Linked DNA regions of Homo sapiens: region 1 is linked to region 2. The links are chromatin contacts, found by Hi-C in ENCODE. All regions are on one chromosome and are shown on one strand. The core of a region is the stretch at or near the end of the contact, and the rest is flanking DNA. Distances in the headings are between cores, read along the strand shown. Region 1 holds the start of NUP205 (nucleoporin 205). Region 2 holds the start of SLC35B4 (solute carrier family 35 member B4).

Evidence for each region. A loop is a pair of places that touch in the nucleus more often than their neighbours do. Pooled maps may share reads with other maps.
Region 1: a loop to region 2 is called in a map of CD8-positive, alpha-beta T cell, with 17 times the contacts of the local background. The contact joins the promoter of NUP205 here to the promoter of SLC35B4 in region 2. A Hi-C loop is called at or near these places in 4 of 168 maps with a recorded cell type or tissue (B cell, CD4-positive, alpha-beta T cell, CD8-positive, alpha-beta T cell and 1 more), 1 of 37 single-sample maps with no recorded cell type and 14 of 50 pooled maps.

What each region holds. Positions count from the first base shown.
Region 1 is chr7:135,556,434-135,559,354 of GRCh38, forward strand. NUP205 (nucleoporin 205) reads left to right here and starts at 1,484. Exons shown (of 43, transcript NM_015135.3): 1 at 1,484-1,539. The coding sequence starts at 1,512. RefSeq lists enhancers at 1,325-1,454, 1,835-1,884, 1,945-2,004, 2,075-2,194.
Region 2 is chr7:134,315,358-134,318,206 of GRCh38, forward strand. It overlaps SLC35B4 (solute carrier family 35 member B4), which reads right to left and starts at 1,573. Exons shown (of 10, transcript NM_032826.5): 1 at 1,318-1,573. The coding sequence starts at 1,394. RefSeq lists a silencer at 1,114-1,283 and an enhancer at 1,364-2,093.

The sequences.
Region 1 (2,921 bases), core at 234-2,733, 1.2 Mb after region 2:
CTTTAATCGTAGTTTGGCATTTGTCTCTATATATCAATGACTTTTAGAAAAAATCACCAGTGATTTTTGTGTTTCAAACCTAATGTACATTGTGTCACTTGATATTATTTGTTCAAAAGAATAAATGTTCTGTTCTGGATATTCTTTTTTTTTTTAAATGGAGTCTCACTCACTCTGTTGCCTAGGCTGGAGTGCAGTGGTATGATCTCAGCTCACTGCAACCTCCACCTCCCGGGTTCAAGGGATTCTCCTGCCTCAGCCTTCCGAACAGCTGGGGTTACAGGTGCGTGCCGCCATGCCTGGCTAATTTTTGTATTTTTAGTAGAGACGGGGTTTCACCTTCCTGGCCAGGCTGGTCTCAAACACTTGACCTTAAGTGATCGCCTGCCTTGGCCTCCCAAAGTGCTGGGATTACAGGCATAAGCCACTGCGCCCTGCCAGTTCTGGATATTCTTAACATACTCTATGCTTTTGTCTAAATTATTTGATTCTGATTTCCAACAGTGAAATGGGAATGATGGAGAGTTAATACAATGAGATTGTAAGGCACATGGAGCGTCTCTGACATAAATAGTTATAATCATATCATTTTCCCAATAGAATGGTTTGCAGGGATTAAATGAGATAATGGCTATAAAATTTTTCTTAATACATAGCTGTAAATAGCAATGATTATTTACATTTTAGTTTGAAAATCAGCAAACTAAAATTTAACAGCTGAAGAAAGAGTTCAGCTACTTTGGGTGCTCAGGTAGAAAAATACTTGGTGATTATGAAACGATATGTCTGGAATCTGTTTCAAACTAATCGGGGGCGGGGGGTGGGGAGGGGAGGGTGTTGGGGTGGTAAGGGTGGGTTGGGGCTGCCGTGGTGGGAAATTGGCCACGTTATTGATGCTGAGTGTTTGCTATTCTAATTTTGTATCCGTTTGAAAATTTTATAATTAAAAATTATGATTTGTTTCGCTCTACGCAACTATGTTGACAGAATATATTTGGTAAACTGAAATGTCACGGAAACTTAGTTTGTAACCGGTCAGTGGCTTTTTGAGGTGTAGACACTTCATACCTTACTTCACTCCCCACTGTAAGGAAGATTTAACTTGAAGCGGAGATAATGATTTGAATTTACGGCTTTTATAATGTCATAAATGGGCGTCATTTTAATAACTACTCTCAGAATATCTTTTTCTATTCCACTTTACTTTTTCCTCTCCACTTAACCAACTCATCATTAGAAACTACAAGTCCCAGGATGCACTACACGATGAACGTCGGATCGAGGACCTCGTGTCTCTGAAGTGGTTGCCCTCGCCTTATTTGAATGGGAATAATCCCAATGAAAATTGATGTTTGTGACCCAGAGCAGATTCTGGAGCCTTTTGTACGCCTGGGACGGCCCAGCGTGGAGGGGACAGTGTGGTGCCTTTTTGTTCAGGCTTCGCTCAGGTCAGCCTCACCCTTTCCCGGGGCCTCCATGCGGCAGAAGGGCTCTGTTAGTGCGCCTCTAAGATGGCGACGCCTTTGGCGGTAAATTCGGGTAAGTGTGGCCAGACAGAAAGACGATTGAGCTGAGCGATAACCAGGTCTTCATGGAGAGACGAGACCGTGAGGTTTCTCGGAGTCTAGGACCCCACTTATGTGCGGTGCCTGCTTTTCCCTAATTCTGGGCCTAGAGTCCCACCCCTCCCCAGTTTGAATGGCGCGCGTCGGTGCTGCGGCTCCAGCCCTCGAGTTGGGGTTTGAGATTCCAGGCAGTGAGGCTTGGGCCGCTGGACCCAGGTGTGTAATCTCTCACAGCCCAGGGCTGAGTCTGGTCCCCCTCACCCCCAAGTTTCACTGTGCGTCTGTGGTCCCGATTTCGCTGGAATACGCATCAGGTCTTCCACAGTGAAGCCAGAGGACCCGAGATATTTTCCAGCCATGAGCAGAGGCTGAAAGTAGGCGTCGGAGTTCCTTATAGGGTGGGAGATCTTGCAGGCAGCGAATACTCCCTATTATGAAGTCGGCCATCTGAAAGGTGGTCAGGAAGAGGGTGGCGGGGCTTCAGCAGACGTCTTCTAACCCTGCGGATGTGGTTAGGCCCTGGATGTTCTTGTACCTTTGGAGCTGTAGATTTTCGGGGTGGAATTGAATCTAGAAGGTAGTAAAGGAACTCTGGAAGATTTGGGGTGGATCCTCTTTCGGTGATTCTCAATTCGGGCCGTACCGCCCTCCAGTGGTGTTTGAATGAGTGAGTGCATTTTGATTGTCATATTTCCTGGGGTACACTGCTGTCGCATAGTAGGCGGGGCAAGGATGCAGAAAGTCCTTCATGGTCAGAGCAGTCCGGAAAAATAATTTGGTGCCTAGAATGTTAATGCCTCGATTGAGATGCTCTGAAGTTCGCGGGCAAGATTAAGAGTATATCTGTGTGGTAAATGCTTGTGAGAATCTCACTTAAAAGGACTCTTTTTTAAAGTATTGGTTCTATTTTCCACAGGACTGATATTCTTGAAAAGTTGTCTAAATCTGTTTTGTAAATCAAATCATTTCAGAAAAGCTATGATAAATTATAATGAAGGCTATGTTTACTGAACACATACTATATCCCAGCATTGCACTTATTATCGTGCTTATCTCATTCAGTTCCCGTTTATACACCTTTGGAGTAGTTACTGTTACATACTCCGTTTTACAGATTTGGAAATAGAGGCTTCAAATAGTTACGTAATGTCCCCAGAGTTAAACATCTAATGATCTAAGTCAGTCTTAGGTGCTTAAACTACTTAGTGCTACTGCTTAAGCACAACCTAATTCATTTTATGATATTAGACGTATATATTAGAAGGTTAGTAATGAAGTTACATGCTTAATATTGCGGTCCTTCCTTCCCAATTAGATATGCTTAACGTGTGGTTGTATATAATACATTTCTCTATT
Region 2 (2,849 bases), core at 323-2,822:
CTCATCTGAAAATCTGAACTCTGAAATGCTCTAAAAAATATGAAACTTTTTGAGCACTGATATGATGCCACAAGTGAAAATTCCACACCTGACACCTTTGCTTTCTGATAGTTCAACGTATACAAACTTTAATTCATGTACAAATTATTAAAAATATTGTATACAATTACCTTCAAGCTAAGGTTATGTGTATAAGGTGTATAAGAAACACAAATGAGTTTGTGTTTAGATTTGGGTACCATCCGTAAAATATCTCATTATGTATATGCAAATACTCCCAAATCCAAAAAAAAAACAAAAAACAAAAAACACCAAATAACACCCGTTCCCAAGCATTTCAAATGAAGGATACTCAACTTGTAATGTATAGATTCAGAAACACGAGCTAGAGAACACTATAGGTATTGTTTTACTGCCAGGAAAAGGAGCCCAAGAGAGGCTAAGTGACTTGAAGGGCTACACAGCCAGTGGACGACGGAGCCAAGAGTGAAATTCACAACCCAGCTTTTTAGTCCTGGAGGCTTTTCCACACCACCTGTTGTCTCTTCTGTTATAGCTTCTATCCACTGAACTTTGCACATTCAAAGTGACCTCAAAGAGCCCTCTCAGGTCACTTGGACCAATCTTCTACTTGCTTTTTTTTTTGTCTTTTTGCAAGCCACCTCAAAGAGCACTCTCGGGTCACGTGGACTGATCTTCTACATAAAAATCTGTTCTACCGCATCATTTATGTATGTTTGGGCAAAGTACTCATAACCATTTCCAAGGCCAATAAAGCAAATGCTTTGCAGGATGCCGTAATAAAAATAAAACTTTCTTTGCAGTATGTACAAAGTCAGACTGCTTTACAAGTCAAAAACCTTTGCTCAAGTCCAGCCTGTGCCATTTAACAGGATCGAAAAAAGAGCTAGAGTTGGATGGGAAGGAAGAGAGAGTGGTTTGGTGAAGGAACCTTGGTTCTGACACTAGCTCTCTGCCGACCTTGGACTGGTCATGTGAAAAACTCTTCAGACTTCAATACCCCCCGAGTGTGGAAAAGGGGTGACGACAGCAACACCCTGAGTCTTCCCCTCGCAGGAATGCTTTGAAACTGTTAGGCGGGACTGCCGCCGGTGCGCAGTTTTGGGAAGCAGCGGACTCAGCGGGGTCCCAGGCTGCCCAGACAGGACGGATTGCTGGGGGGCTCAGGCCGTCCTGCCCCGGGCTCCGTGGGCGGCGGGGTGGGGACAGGGCGTGGGCGCGTCCCGGGGGGACCTCTCCTCTGGCTTCCTCCGCCCCGCCCCGGGAGACCGGGTGCGGCCCGAGCGGGTCACTCACCGGGCCAGGAGCTCTAGGAAGATCACGTTACTGCAGCAGCCTGCGAACACCAGGCCCACCGCCAAGGCCGGGCGCATGGCCGGTGCAGGGTTGGGGAAGCAAGCGCACAGAGTAAGCGCCCGCCTGTACCGCTACCCCAGGAAGCCGGCCTCCTGCCTCTTCGCTGCGCAGCACATCGCACCGTCCTGGAAAGCCGCTCTCACTGGGGGCCGCCGCGGTCTCCCCTTCTCCCGCGGCCAACACCGACGCTGCCAAGAAGCTGTAGTTCGCAGTCAGCTTCGGTCCCATTCATCCGAGGGGGCGTCCGAGCCCCGGCCAGACTACATGTCCCAGGATGCCGTGCACCTTTACCTCAGGATGCGACGTTCCCGCTTCCGCCAGGCAGCTCCGCCAGAGAGGACAGGGGGACGAGGTGCCCGGCATGACTCGCGCGATAGGCGGCCGCGGGTCTTGCTGGGAAATGAAGTCCCAAAGCGTCAGTGTTTCTTGCGAGACCGCCCAGAGCGCTGAAAGTAACTCGGCCGCCAGGGTCACAACAAACTTGCTGGCAGCGGCGGCACTAGAACTACAGAGCTGTGACTGCTCGTTGGAGGTGTTCTAGCATCTGAAACAACTCTGCTTCCTGAACTGATATATATATATGTATCTTTGGTGACTCTATTATGCTGCCAGGATTAAGAACCACTGAGAATTCAAGTAAAGCAATGGCTCTCAACCACGTCTGTACATTGGAATCACTTGGAGAGCTTTAAAGATGACTGATAGCCAAGTCCCACCCCCAGCGATTCTGATTTAATTAGGCTGAGGTGCAGCCTTAAAGGTGATCTATTGATATTATCCCTAATCCTAGCTCTTTAAGGTACTCCCTTCCTTTACCTCCGTGGTTCTCAAACTTAGCTGCGCAGTCAAATCACCTGGGGGCTTTGAAAACTGCCAACGTCCAGGCTCTTCTACTGGCAAAAATGCCAATATCAGCAATCAGATCTTTAATGGTGAAAAGAAGGCATACTTCCCTCTTCTTACAGTGGAATTCTCATAGCACTTACAATCTGAGCCATTCGACTTGACTCTTACTTACTCAATGAACAAATGTTTGTTAAGCACATATTACGTACATAAGCTAGTGCGGCACTATTCTTTATTTGTAAAATAGGTATGCACACTTTATCCACCCAGCAAGACTAGTTTTTAAGGGAAACGTGTTTACACTTCCTTTCTGCTTCCCAGTGTCTACTATAAAAGGTTAGCATCACTGCTCAGTATTTTACCACATCAAATATTTCCGTTGTAATTGAATCCAACAGCAATAGCAAAGTACACGGTACAAAGCTAGGTAGGATTTTGGAATGCTATATTGTTTTTGCTATTTCCTGTGAGACACGAACATTCTGAAGTCTTTCTCGAGATCTACAAAATAGTTTGGAATGCTTTTTTCCCAGTCCGTGACTGGGAGATCACATTGGAATCATCTGAAGTACTCGTTATCGAGTGCAGATTATTGGGTCTCGCTTTAGACCTACCAAGTCAAAATC